3 separate regions of the Homo sapiens genome follow, and all the other regions are linked to region 2. A link is a loop called in an ENCODE intact Hi-C map of the cell type or tissue named here. Cell type or tissue: endothelial cell of umbilical vein. All regions are shown on one strand. Links, peaks and the distances in the headings refer to the core of each region. The heading gives the core; the rest is flanking DNA.

The links. Hi-C counts contacts between places; a loop is a spot of excess contacts. Peaks named below come from ENCODE experiments on the same cell type or tissue, not always from the same donor. Only the 100,000 strongest peaks of a DNase experiment are listed, where the experiment ranks them.
Region 1: it touches region 2 in a loop (8-fold over the local background); 11 of 110 quality-filtered maps call a loop at or near these places.
Region 3: it touches region 2 in a loop (7-fold over the local background); 7 of 110 quality-filtered maps call a loop at or near these places.

Annotation. Positions count from the first base shown.
Region 1 is chr5:123,699,378-123,701,877 of GRCh38, forward strand. No RefSeq gene overlaps it. Among named protein-coding and RNA genes, the nearest start is that of CSNK1G3, 190 kb to the left of the region's middle. In endothelial cell of umbilical vein, for the core only: no CTCF peak of the experiment used is centred there; a DNase peak (open chromatin) is centred at 1,384; H3K27ac peaks cover 2,215 bases.
Region 2 is chr5:123,810,994-123,817,109 of GRCh38, forward strand. No RefSeq gene overlaps it. Among named protein-coding and RNA genes, the nearest start is that of CSNK1G3, 300 kb to the left of the region's middle. In endothelial cell of umbilical vein, for the core only: no CTCF peak of the experiment used is centred there; DNase peaks (open chromatin) are centred at 3,248, 3,728 and 3,858; H3K27ac peaks cover 792 bases.
Region 3 is chr5:123,878,927-123,885,042 of GRCh38, forward strand. No RefSeq gene overlaps it. Among named protein-coding and RNA genes, the nearest start is that of CSNK1G3, 370 kb to the left of the region's middle. In endothelial cell of umbilical vein, for the core only: no CTCF peak of the experiment used is centred there; DNase peaks (open chromatin) are centred at 3,085 and 4,235; H3K27ac peaks cover 1,589 bases.

The DNA of each region.
Region 1 (2,500 bases), core at 1-2,500, 110 kb before region 2:
CTTGAGGAATTGCCACACTATCTTCCACAATGGTTGAACTAATTTACACTCCCACCAACAGTGTAAAAGCATTCCTATTTCTCCATATCCTCACCAGCATCTGTTGTTTCCTGACTTTTTAATAATCACTATTCCAACTGGTGTGAGATGGTATCTCATTGTGGTTGTGATTTGCATTTCTCTAATGACCAGTGATGATGTGAGCCTTTTTTCTTGTGTTTCTGGGCCGCATAAATGTTTTCTTTTGAGAAGTGTCTGTTCATATCCACAGATGTGAGACTTTTCTAAAAGGGTTGCTGTCTGCCTAGGTTAGGAGAGAAGGGCACTAGCCTTACTATTTAGCAATTCAGGCCTCAGCTATCTGGCTGTCTCTCCCTCCACAAGTTTTTATTTTTCCTTCTGAGCTGTGAGTCAGGAACCTTGAGTCTGGATATTTTCTCTCTTGCCTTCTGCTCAGTCCTCCTCTTCTGGCCCCAGGAAAGGCTTACTGGGTCCAGTGTGGCACCATACTAAGGACTCGACCCTGGGTCCTTGATTATTACTGCAACAGAGAAATTAATATCTTCCATGGCTGTGCTCATCAACAGAAAGAAGCAGCACAAGCCGAGGCTCTGCCTCTGGCCTTCCAAATCACATGTGGGTGTGTCTACTTGGTAGAGACTGGGTCATGGAAGGAGCCCAAGCTATGCCAGTGCCTGGGAGCCCTAAGCTTTCCTGCCCTAATTGTCAGTGGAGTATATTCCAAAAGAGTTGGGCTGGAGTTGTAAGACAAACTCTACAATTGTTGCCACAGGGAGGAAAGTTAAAACATCTGTATATGCAGCATGGTTGGATAGAATTCTTATTGGAGGTTGAGGATGCAAGAAAGAGTAAGGTTTTAGAAAGCAGCTGCTATTTGCTCTCCTTTTAGTTTTTTTTTTTTTTTCTAAAAGGTGGCACTAATTAAATATTCATGAATATAACTTCTCCTTTGGACTACAGCAGGAGCAAATCTTACCCAAATTCAAATAGTGGAGATGACCTGGACCCTAATGAATAACTTTTACATTTATTTGCCTCAAACAGATGTTGATTAAGCAAAGTTTGATTCCACAAACATTTATGGTACATGTATTTAAGGCTCTCTGGTTGGTAATGAGAGGCTTTACGTTTCTTCAATTATTCTTATAAGGCCACTAGATTCTGCAGTCAGATAAGAAACTTATGGGAAAGAAACTATTATCAAAATTGCAGAGATGAGGAGGAAAAAAATAATACTCTAAGCAAATAGCATGTGTATAAGAGCTAACATAAGGGATTTGGCACGTTAGAGAGCAGGCAATGCTGCCATTCCAAGTTTCCATTGTTGTGCTTGTTGTGCTGTGTGAACTCCATGGTGATATCTCTTGAAGTCATCCCCACAATGACCCACAGCAGAAAGAGGAAATCTTTTCATTCTCTAGCATCTGACTCATGAAACTGAAATGTTATTGCCTTATTTGTGGCTCTCCTCTGCCAGGGAAGAGTCAGGCAGGTTCTTTGGGCTGTTTGCTTATGTCTAAATCGCCTGTTTTCTGGCACTTAGGAAAAACATTCTTTTGCTTCCGGTAACACTGGTCCTAAATGTATTTGCTCCACAACATGGTCGTCTTTGAGAAAGAGAGACTATTTGATTTGCTGAATGAAATGGCTGGGATGCTCATTGCATCTTGGCATACAGAGGCACATATTTTAATCCTGAATTATCCAGCCTCCTGAAACATAGCCATTGTGCCTGCCTGATCTATTTGATTCCACTCATATTAGTGCGGTTTTCTTGCACTTAGTTTATTCATCACTACATTGTAGAAAGGAGAGCGGAGAGATGATGCTGTTCAGTAAGGGAGGAACCAAACACAGATCTTAAGGGGATTATTCCATTCAGAACAGATTTTCAGGTCTAGTTGTTCTAAAAAAACAGTGGGGACAGTATACCATTTTAGAGGTACCATATGTAGTTTTCAATGGGCAGTCCCTCCACCCTGTGGCTGAAGCCCACTCTTTTTCTACGTGAGAGAGAATCTGAAATTTGGTGTCACAGATGACACCAGATGCATTCTTGCCCGTTGTAGGATTTTGCTACCTGTTTCTATCATCTTTATTTGTCACATGGGTTATTTTTGTGCCTGAAAATTCCCCATAAGACAAAGTTTTCCCATGTAGGAGAGATTCGCTGGTTTCGCCTCTTACGGATTTTGTGTTCTAGAAATCCTGGGAGTGGTTAACTTTTCTGTTTTGCTACTTTTTGCTTGTTCCTTGTGGTGCTGCTTTCCTGGTGCTTGAACTTCATGGTAGGTCTCTGGGTGTGTTTTACATCAGTGCCACATGATTTGAAGCCAAATCTGGCAAAGTCCAAGTAAGTGAAGAATTGGAGTTATAATCCCAACAATTCAGGAAGCAGAAAAATTGCCCTAATCTTTTAAAGTAAATACTTGGTTTCAAGGGGATGTGATTATTTTTGGTCAGTTTATACATTACTTTT
Region 2 (6,116 bases), core at 2,307-4,806:
CTTTTACATGGGCAAATGTTCATCAACTGCCGCCTCAAATTAGTTTTGCTTGTCACTTTCTTTATTCACAGGATCCTGTGACAGCCAAGGAAGGTTACAGTGCTGCCGTTGCTGTGCTATTTGGAGGGTCCCTTTGGGAGCTGAGAGGCTGGTCACTTTTGTCTTTTCACATTCCATTTTCTCTTTTTGTCTTTGAGGCTGATTTGGCTGGTATGAAGATGGCTCCGACAGCAGGCTCACTGCCTATGTAAAAGCCCCATGTACCCAACCTCACAATTTCAGATTTGCCTTGCTTATGGAAAACACATTGTAAATAGGTGTAGTTCTTTTTTCCCAGCTTACTGCGGTGGGAGACCATGGGTTAACACTTACGAAAAGATTTTGCATGTGACCTCTCTGATTAGCTATGGAAAACAAAATCCAATTAAAGCAGCACCCCCTCCCCCATATAAACCCTACCAATCTTGCACCTTCCCTTAGCACTCCTTCACACCGTTCTTTTCCTGCTGGTATTGCTCAGCTATTTTAAATATTGTTGGTTATTGACTGAATTACAGATATTTCTATATCTTTATCTGTATCTATAAATCTTCATATATTTTATCTGGCTCATCCTATGAAAGAATATTTAATAGCTGTTATCTCTATTCTGGCCCCAAAAGAATGTGTTCTTGAGAATTGGACAAATGTGCAAAATCCTATGAGACACACCAAATAAGAGTACATAATAAAACCTCTCCTTTTTTTTCAGTCTTGGTGAGATTTCCCCATATTAGTCTTCTTTGTGGATATCAAGTGCAGATACTTTTTGTAGACATACAACCAAATGTTTCTCATTGCCTCTCCACCTTCTTTTTAAAATAAACTCACTTTACTTGTTGAATTGAGCACAGTCATTGTGTGGCCTTGTATCTAATGCATATCCTTTTTCCTTCCAGTTGAGAGCCTGCACAATACTTAGTGCTGCCAATAAGGGGAAAGTGACTGTTTTGCAAAATAATCAAATTGGATTATCCAGTGTGTAAATAGGCACTCAGTCTTTTTTTCCCATGTAAATCAGGAAAAGCAATTTGTTTTTGCAGAAAAAAACCTGCAACGCTGCTCACGGCTCCCCCATCTTGGCTGGCATTGGGAGTTCATTATAGGTGAGGAAAAAGAATTTGTTAGCACCCATACAGCTGAAGACAGTAATTAACTAATTTGCTTCCATTTTTCTGCAGTTTAAACATAGGTATTATGAAAAATATTCTGTTGAGTGACTTGAAATCTTGTGATTCATATTAAGATAATAACATGAGCTGGGTTACTAGATTCTTAAAGATCCATTAAAAAAACTATATGCAAATTTGCCCAATAATTTATTATTTGTGTGTAGTTAGAATCAGATTTGTGCATCACAAGGATGAATTAAACCTTGGTTTCTTTCAGGAAACAGTGGGTCAGGGTTGCCATGGTGTAAATTGGCATCATTTGAAATGAAAAGCCATATCACTTCATTTGTGCATTGAAGAAAATTGCTAATTTTTAAGAACTGTTTTCATCTTATGAGAGTAAATCAGAAATGTGGTTAAAATTAATATTAGCAATTTAATAGTCTTGGACACCCATACTGATTAGGGCTCCTTTAATGATTGCTAAGAAAGTGGAATTATAAAATAGTAGAATTAAAAGGAATCTTAGCAGTTATTTTGACCTGTGAAGCAGTCAAACTCAGAATTATAGTTTAGAGTGCTGTGTAGTTCTTGGACAAAAGAATTCAGGTTTGCTTCATTTTAGTTTAGGGCCTACTCCACTCACTGTAGTGAGAAAGAGATGAGGCATAAAATAGCCACCTATTGAAAGAGATGATATCCAGAACTGCTAGATACTATATGATATAAGTTTATAAGGTTTAGGGTTTAGTTTAAAATGTATAATGAGCATACATAGGTATGACTCATGCTTATTGTCACCTGTTTTCTCTTTTAACAGTATCAAAGGTAGACATTTTTTTCTTTTTATTCTTGCCTTCCATTAGCCCAGTTGCAAGTCCTGAACAATGAAACACTGGAAAATGAAAATTTGAAAAATATTAAGTTCTATTAGGGGGAAAGTTGTAGTCTCTAAGTAGGTGGTCTTGAAGAAGGAGAAGGAAGAGGAGAAGGAGGAGGAGGAGGAGAAAAAGGAGGAGAGGGATTAAAGAGAGTGAGTATTGGGGGCTGATATGTAGAAGACTAATCTTTGTATTCTCGTGTATCATATAAGCTACCTTGGTTAGGTTTTCTAATCTCCATTGCAGAGACTAATATAGATGGAACCCATGGCATCTGTAAAGTGATATTTGTAGATCTCCCTGAACTAGCAAGGGCAGCAATATTCTAGATGTGAGTGTGATTATGAATGTTTCTTGGCCACCTCTATCATTGCTGATCCTCACGTTTGATGTCTCAAGCAGTATTTGTAACCACAGATTATGACTGGTGCACACATTTCTAAGAAAGTGGTATTTGTGGATCTCCCTGAACCAGCAAGGGCAGCAAGCTCTCTGACGCAAACCACGGTGTCCCCATGCAGAATAAAGTAAGGACTGTTAAAATAAACAAACAAAAAACCAAACTGAGCAGACTGCCAATAAAAAGGCAAAAATCACATCTTCCCATAGTTTTAATTTATGAGGGCAAATTATAGGGGATAAACTAAAAATAAAAGACATTTAGTGAAGTATTTTGCATAATATTGTATTTGAAAGTGCAAATGGCATGCTTGTAAGGGAAGACAGAGGGGGAAAAAAAACTAGTAAAAGAGCATTGTGCTAAAGCCTGCAGGTAAATATTAGGCTTTAAGATGAAAAGCTACAATTTGGAAAAGTGTTATTGATTGGAATTTTCTCTGCAAGCATCATTTTAGGACGCATCTATAGGATTTATTCCATACAATAGAGGCTTGCAGTCACCGTGTCAGGATCCGCCTTGCTTGGGCATCAGACTTCAATTAGATAATGACCATGCCAGGGAGTGAATAGCCAGAGAGTCATTCATCTTCCTCTGTACGTGACATAGTGTAACGGGTGTTTCTGACGATCCGTGCACATTGAATTAGGTCATTGCTGAGTTTGTCGGCTTTGAGAGAGTCTGTGCATTTACATGTGATGATTTCACCCCCCTTTCCTTCCCTCTCCTTCCCCTCAAACAGCATCTATTGTTCTGGAGCCCATATTGTACTGGGATCTGAATTTATGTCCGTGGATTATAAGCAAGGGACACTACCACAGACCGTAATCAGCTCATTAGCATTCTGCTCATGTGAGCCAGTGTGAGTACAATTTTCGATGGCCTAATGTGACAGGTAATCATAAATTAGTATTTGCTTTAAAACAACAGCAGAGTACACAGCCTGCATGCTTAAGGAGAATGACTCAGTAAGTAGTACAGCTCTGTAATGAAGTGGGAGCTCATTAAACAGATGCTATCTACTTCACTGAGCTGCAGAGGCAGCAAACAAACCAAACGGAAATGTTTCAACAGAACACTGCAGTCAACCAGGACAAGTTCAGGTTCATTAGCTGTGGCACAATCTACAGGAATTACTCACAGTAATAATTAAACAGTTGCTTGCTAATTTATCATTTTACATTTGTTACTACATTTGCATAATGTGTCCCCCCATCTCTGGTTATATTAAAATGACCCTATCTGTGTGTGAAAAATGAAAACCATGTGGGTTTTTGTTTTGATTTGTTTTTTTGAAAGACTTATCAGAAGTAGCCTGTATTTGGCAGTTAGTTGGTAATAACCTTGTTGTTTACTTCAAATATTTAAGCTGTATCTTTATTATAATATTGGCATTGTGTCATTTTTAACAAGCAGCACTTAGGAGGCCATCCTGGGAGGAGATAAAGACCCAGACTTGTCCTTAAGCGACTAAGTGGCAAGCAGGATAAAATAGGAACTTAGCAGCCGACATAGCTAAATTAACCTGCTGTTGGGAAGAGCTTGGCATGCAACTCTGTAATTTCACTGTCCAAAAATAACAAAGCCATGGAGTGAGACTTAATGCAGAGCAGACGTCAGGAGTAGTTTTTCTGTAGATTCCTCAGGTTGTGTCGGGATGATCTGCTCTTCTTCAGAAACAAAGTCATGTGGTCTCTTTTTTGTGAAGCAGTTGCTTAAAGCCGATAAAATACCAAATTTCACCTTGGTTAGACAAGGATTTAGAGGGAACTGCTAAACACCATGGTGATTAGCATTAAAATGTCTATGAAGCCACAGGATTCAAGGGGTGGGGAGTGAGAAGGTTGTTGGGGGTAGACGTGAGGCTGGGAGAGCCAAATTAAAAGCAGAAGGAGAGAGACTGCTCCTTCTATATCGTGGCCATGTTTGGGTTGGTTGGTGATGCGGTGATAAATTATTCAGTGGAAGCAACACAGAACAAGGACAATTTTTTCAATTTTAATTAATTATCACTTATTGTTATTGATATGAATTCCCTTTATGATGTAAAATAAACCATTGAATGCTTTTTTTGTGTTCTCATTCTTTTGTTTCTCAGGGAACTTCAGTTTTAGCAGCAGCCTAGAAGTGTGTCTGGGGAAGTAAGGGTTATCTTGAAAAAGCTTTGGCTCTGTGGGCTCTGAGAGATAGAAACCTAGATGGAGGCAAACACCAAAGACAAATTTTACTTATTTGCTTATGTTTGGCCAAAGTTGGAGTTCAGCCAGGGATAGTACTCCTTTCTTCCCTCTTGATCTTGGTTGTGTCCCTTTGGAAACCTAGCGTTTCTAGCAGTGCAAACCGATGAGGTATTCTAAGGTTCTGAAATCTTTATGAGAGTGTATGTGGGTAGAATCTACCTTCTTATAGTGCACTGTGCGAGAATGTGAAGACATTCAGAAAACATTAGTGGCCAATTAAAAATGAAGATGTATAAACCGAGGAGAGACGTGAAGCACGTTATGTTTATGACAGAACACACAGGCAATGCAAACTGCCATTTAGTGTGTTGGCAAGGGCCATTAGAGCTTTCTCAGGAAATCAAAACATACGCCTTGTAAAGAGTTTTAGAATATGCATATTGCCTCTGTTTTGTCAGTAAATTTAGGGTAGTAGAATATTAATTTTTAAAAATGTTAAATAATTCACTGCAGTGGTCATTCGCATTTTATCTGTTTCAACAGCATCTTTTCCTTTCAGTAGTTGTTCCTCCCTTATCCAGGGAGGCTAGAAACCACATGGCCCCCTATCCCATGCCCCAGGAATGGGCATGGTACCCGGCCTGGCTATCACAGTACACCATTCCCCTGGCTACAGTGATTGAGTCAGGTACGGACATGTGACCCAACAGGCCCATTCGAACATTTCCTGAGAGTATTACTGGAGCTTTTGAAAGAGGGCTCCGTGTCATTGAGGACTGCTAGCTCTAGTGCTCTGAGCTGCCATGGGCTGTCTTTGACCCCAGGTCGAAAGAGCTTGTCAAAAAACAAATTCGATGCAGAGAAAAACTGAAAAGAGAGACAGAGAAATGAGTGAGCCAATATTTTCCCTGCTTGCTTAAGCCATTCTGTGACTATTTTCCAGTACTTTTAACTTGAAGACATACCTTTATTTTATGGTGGAAACTGAGGCCCAGTTGGTGAAATGCATAGTCTGTTTACTTGTACCCCAGTTTCCTTTTCTCTTGTACATAAATGAACATATTTTAGATTAGTTCTGTGATCTGATGAGTCCTTATAAGTAGTGATTGCTTACAATATTAAATAATATTTTTTAGTATTATAGTAATAATCAATAAAAATATCTATAGTACTAAACAAGATGTAGTGATTGAAGAAACATATTCTTGGGTTCATTGTGAGAAAACCAAATCTTTGCTGTTCTCAGCTTTAACCCATCTTTAACCACCTCCAAGCTGGCCTCTGTCCCTTTCTTACCATCTTTATCTACTTAGTCTCTCATTCTGTTGAACTTGGGTCAAAACTATCTTCCTCATGCCAACTTCCCCAACTCCATCGACTTGGGGAAACCAATCCATATCATCTTAGGGTTCATCATTTTCTTCTGAGGTCTTCTCACACTTGTTGCTTTGCATTTTTTCCCATGTTTATCTGATTAATGTCAGGTAAACATTATCTCTGCCACTAT
Region 3 (6,116 bases), core at 1,887-4,386, 68 kb after region 2:
CTTGGATTTATTATAAGCAAGAATATTGATGAAATGATAATTTTGATATGCTAATGTATCTAAATATATTAAAATAAGTAATTATTAAAATACAGGGTAGAATAGTGTGTCCATCTGCCACCTATACATCTTGTGAAACCCCAGTATTACACATAAAACAGGTAACGCTGGACTACATCAAGCCCTACAGTGATCAGTAAGGGGTTAAACACGGAGAAAGGAAGTAGACCAGATTGCCTATATTCTGTAGGTGGAAGCTTTGGGCTTTGGATTTCAAGGAAGGGTATTTTGGGCCACAGGCAGGCCAGGAAGAGAGGGAGCGCTGGGCTCCTCTAGGAATTCCTGAGGGGGGCTGGGGGCTAAAGAGTGCATTGCTGAATCCACAGGTATGCAGAGCTGGCACTAGAGAACCGTGGCCCAACCTATATCCTGCTCATCCTGGATCACTGCTGGTGCAGGGAGGGAGAGAGACAATGAACTGTTAGATGACAAGGCAGACAGTGCCTGTCTGTCAGTTTCCTCTGCATTTGTAACTGTGGGTGGGTTATTATTGGAATAGAGTAAGATCAACTGATATAAAAAAATAAGAATGCCTCTTTTTCCTTTGTAGGCAAACCAGTTTGAAGGGTTCAGTAAATGATCCCTGTTTTTGTACCTGCAGCCCATGAGCATGGTGAAAGAGATCAATGTTTTCCTAGGGGAGTGTGCAGATACTGCAAAAGTTTCCAGCTGAAGCAGAATGTTACATTGAAAGGTCTTGGGCAGCAGCCCATGTGTGGCCAGTGAGGTTGCATGCTGCCCTGGTGCTGACTAGGCAGGGGAGCATGCGAACATCACCATATCCAGAATTACCCTGGAGGGTCTTGGGAAATGGGCCACTCTAGGCTGACATTTCATCCAGACCTTCCCTATTTTCAGCCATGTTCCCCTTGGAGTATAAACACTGGCTAGACAAATAAGAGAAAAGATGTGACAGTGTGGGGTCAAGGTCTAGGTCTTGCTATTGCTGTAATTTGTTAGTTTTCCAATAAATTAAATCCCTAAGTAGATCAAAGTTATAAGACTGTTATAAGACTGTGCCTAGCATAGTGCCCAGGATACTGTTCTACCACTAATAATAGGGCAATACAACACATTGTGCTTGCTATTTATAGGCCACTCTTCTGAGTTCGTTACAAGTAGTAATTCATTTAATCCTCATCATAAATTATATTCAATATATATGATTCCCACTTCACAGATGGCGAAATTAAGCCCCAGAGTGGCTATTTTGTCTGTGGTCATGCAGCTAGTGTGAGGCAGAGCTTTGAGAATCCGGGCAGCCTGGCTTTAGAGTGCCCTTAGAACTACTGCACTATTCTGTTTTGCTTACTCAATATGGAATGGATGGGAGGAAGGTGAAATAGGGGCTTATATGACCTACTGAGCTTGATGTCTTTGATCCTATGTGCCACCAGAAACTTAGTGGTTGTGAGTCCACTACTTGTGCTAGAAAGATCAGGGATTTCCTTCCCTCCCACACTCAAAACTAAAATAAATGAATGGAAGGTTCAACTCAGGATTGTCATTAGAGTGTTTGGGGAAAATGTTACCAGGTTCCTGTTAACTACAACCAACACTGTGTAGATAAATACTATATGTTTCCTGATGTTAATGTTTGGCTTTGAGATAATAGTGGTAAATCAGCAAATTCAGGATCATATTTTGTTTGTTTTAGAAGTGCAGACAGGATCTAATCAATTTTTCTTGTTATATCTTCTTACAGAAATCCATTCAGAATGGTCAAGCTTCTTGAAATAGAATATATGCACATAAACTTTAAACAATATTATAATTGGGTCTGAGCTATTTTGAATTTTGGAATCCAGTTTGTCATAATTGGATCTTCAAATTAAAGCTCTGGGCAAGTATTTAGATATTAAAATATTAAAAGCATAACATGACCTGGTCATTCTTCATTTAGTGGTATTTGGGTTCCATTACTGAAATATATCCCATAGGGTATGGCCTAGTAGTAAAGCTACAGAGTTCTAGAATCAAATACTTTAAGTTGGAAATCTGTTGGGTTTCCAATACTTGCAGGCTGTAATACTTGTAGTACTGAAATACTTGTAGGCTGTGTGTCCTGAGGCAAACTACTTAACCTCTCTGTGCTTCTGTCTTTTCATGTGTAAAATGGGGCTAATGTAGTCCATGATCATGAGGTGATCCATGTAATGAGCTCTTAGTACAATGCCTGATACATTGTAAGTACTCAGTAAATGTTAGTTAAAATGAAGAAATAAACATACATTGTGCAATTCTAATTTACAATGAACAAAAATTTCATTCAGTAAAAATATTTATTATCAGAAAAAGGTCAAACTCTAGCTCTTTCACAGAATGCTAATTCATGAGATTTTAAATTTGTATTTTGATTATATGATTAATGATTAATGGTAGATGCCGTGTCAGACATACTATATGTAAAAGACCCTTCCCCTGATTCCACACATATAATCTGAGCATATCTCCTCTACAGTAAACACAATAACTGTGGCTTGAAAATAGCACTGAGTAAGGTGACATTATTTTTTCCTGGCAGTTTCACTCCTGTAGTCATCTTATAACTTTGAAGCAGATTAATCCATTAAAAGGTGTACTCCTAGTGTTTAATAATTGCCAGTAAAGTCTAATCAGATAGCAACCGCTACAGAAGAGCCTTCAAGAAATACTATAAGATAATTAAAACATAAAGGTTATGCAAAAGTAGCAAATCAATAGAGACAGTAAACATGGTTTATCAACAGTCCTGAGAACATTTTTTCAATTCTAAAATGTAAATGGACTTGGGATAGAGCACACGCTAGGATGATAGATAGGATCCCGGTAACAGTTTAATTAACTCCAGTTTCCTGTACGTTAAAGGTTGCCTCAACCCACTGGTTCATGTAACAAACTCTCTTAGGATTTCCTTAGCCGCTGTCTGATATGAAGACCAGGCAGCCTTCCTTCCTTACAGGGTTAAGTTTTGCCCTCCTCCTCTGGAGGCTTTATCAAAACACAACCCTCTGTTTTCTCTATAAATACACAGATATTTTTAATTTCAGCTAAAATGGTTTGACTTTGTAATCAAGGTAAAAGAAACACACACACACTGCCTAAGTAATGAGAAGAGTTTGCTGGGAAGAGTTGTGTAATTAAAATTACATATTAAAATTCACGTGCAGTGTGTGTAGAATTTTAGAAAAACCATGGCAGCTCTCCAGATGACTCATTTGCTGTTTTAATTCTTCTGTAATGTAGGCGATTTTATAATTAGCCACAGAATTGTGCCACTTGGTTAGTTCACAGTGAAAAGAATAATAAAGAATATTTACTATTAAATGATATTAAAACTGCTACTCTGAGCAGCCCTGGTAAGAAGTAGACATTTACTGTTCCTAGCTAGCCATTATAAATGGAATATAGCCAGTGCTTTGCTTGCAATAGTTAAACCTATTGGGCGAGATGAGGGTAAGCTTCATTTGAAGAATTGCAATATTTCTCAAAAATGACTGTGAGGGTCAAGTGTTAAAAGAAAAATTCTTTTTCCAACTGGGTGGAATTAGGTTTCATGCAATTAACTTTATCATTAGTAAATAAAAGAGTCACTTAACCTCTGCCCTTGCAGAAGTTCTTGATATTTTGCTTAGTAAAGGGCAAGAAACCTGTTATGGCTTATTTATTCACTTCGTTAAAAGGTTATTCTTAAATATTGTGATCTAGAAACACATAATACATAATGTTTGTTAATAAAGATATATTTACTACACCATTTAAAGAAGCTGGCTATTATATACTGCTCATTAGTGCTGTGAACGGGAAACCTTTTTCTGTTGTTCCCATGGGAAAGGTTATCGAGCTGTCAGTAAAGGGCTCATTTTCTTTAAATTAAAAATCACGGAAGAATCTTGTGTAGAGGATATTAAAAGCAAGTGTAGTCATGCTGTCTTATTGCAAGATGAGCTAGAGGTAAGTATGTGGTTTAATGCTTTTGAAATGAAAGTTAGAAATGCCGGCTACCTGTGATTTTGAAAATTTCTCTCTCTTCCAACAGTTAGGATTTTCATCCTGAAGCAGAAATCTAAGCTTGTTCTTCTAACAATGATTTAGAGGAAGAAATTTAACACCCCCTGCTTGCAACATCCATTTTTCAATAAATCTATACTTTCTCTGCCCTCCTCCGTGTTATCAGTCATCCACATCCCAGAGGAAATGCTTCAGGCTTGGGGTTAAATTAAGGTCCTATCTCTAGTGATTGTCTAGAATGCTGTCTACATTCTCAAACAAACTTATCTGCATTATATACAGCCATAAATACTTCCTGCCAAGTGGAGACGCTGGTTTTGTTTTGTTTTTGTTTTTCCATTGATGTTAATGGAGAGAGTACTACTTGCTAGTTGAAAATTAAAAGAAAAGCAACAATTGTATTTTATTATGAATTGAAAGTAGGTTGAATCTCAATCAGTATAGTTCTGTGATGCTGAACTTAACATGGGACATGGATGTCCTATATTCTTTCTTGAAAAAAATTGATCTAATGAGATACATTGTCTTTATATTTCTCAAAATAATATTTCAAGTTAAACTACTTCATACCACCTTTCTTTGACAGTTCAGTGATACTTTTTCAGCTCTTTTGGGATAAATATAGCATCTGAAAAGAATAAGCATTTTACAACCTCTTGCTTAATAAATAAAAAATAGAAAAACATTCTACATAAATTAGTTTTACTAAATAGAAAAATTATCTCAGATATCAGGGTTAGTCAAGGTCAAAGATAATCAAATTTTCTGATAAAAACATTAAACAAACATATGACATACCACAACACACACACATACACACATAAAATATCAATATTTGCTTTATCAAATATAGTGGGAGATAAATAGGCCATCAGTATGACTAAGAGCTAAACAAAACCCAATGTATAAAATGAGAGAGTTTCCATAATAATTTGCTGTAAAATCTTTGAGTCGAGTGATAGAGGAAGGCATCACAGAAATATCTGTGTGGGAGGAGGGTAGCTTATTCTAATTCACCAGCAAATCATAGCAAAGTGGAGAGAGAGGGATACTTTATATTGTATGTTCAGGCAGGAAATTCATGTGCTCATTCATCCAGTAAATATGCATTGGATATACATGCCAGGCACAGTTCTAGGCACTGGGGATATGAGTTAACAAAGCAAAGTCCCTGTCATCATGGAGCTTACATTCTAGTGGGAAAAACAGACCAATGAATATACAAATATAAAAATATATGTGTTTTTATAAATATATGTTTTTATAAATAAATCTGGATTGTGGTAATTCTGAATATTACAGTGTCAAGGTTTATAATATTAAAATTCTGTGTTCTACAATTATTTTTCTGCAGTTTTTAAAGTCTTGGTTTTATGTTTCCCTAGTTGTGTATATCCATTTCTCTATTCTCTTTCTTTTTTTTTTTTTTGAGACACAGTTTCACTCTTGTTGCCCGGGCTGGAGTGTGGTGGCAGTAATCTTGGCTCACTGCAACCCCTGCCTCCCGGGTTCAAGTGATTCTCCTGCCTCCGCCTCCCAAGTAGCTGGGATTACAGGCATGCACCACCATGCCCGGCTAATTTTGTATTTTTAGTAGAGACGGGGTTTCACTATGTTGGTCAGACTGGTCTTGAACTCCAGACCTCAGGTAGTCAGCCCGCCTCAGCCTCCCAAAGTGCTGGGATAACAGGTGTAAGCCACCACGTCTGGCCGATTTCTCTATTCTTAAGGTCTTTGTTTTCATATATTTTTCAAAAAACCGTATTTTATATCCAGGCATTTTTTACAAGAATTAGGGGAGGCCAAGGCGGGTGGATCACCTGAGGTAGGGAGTTCAAGACCAGCCTGGCCAACATGGTGAAACCCTGTCTCTACTAAAAATACAAAAATTAGCTGGGTGTGGTGACACACGACTGGAATCCCAGCTACTCGGGAGGCTGAGGCAGGAGAATTGCTTGAACCCGGGAGGCGGAGGTTGCAGTGAACCAAGATCGCGTCACTGCACTCCAGCCCGGGCGACAGAGCAAGACTCTGTCTCAAAAAAAAAAAAAAAAGAAAAGAAATGG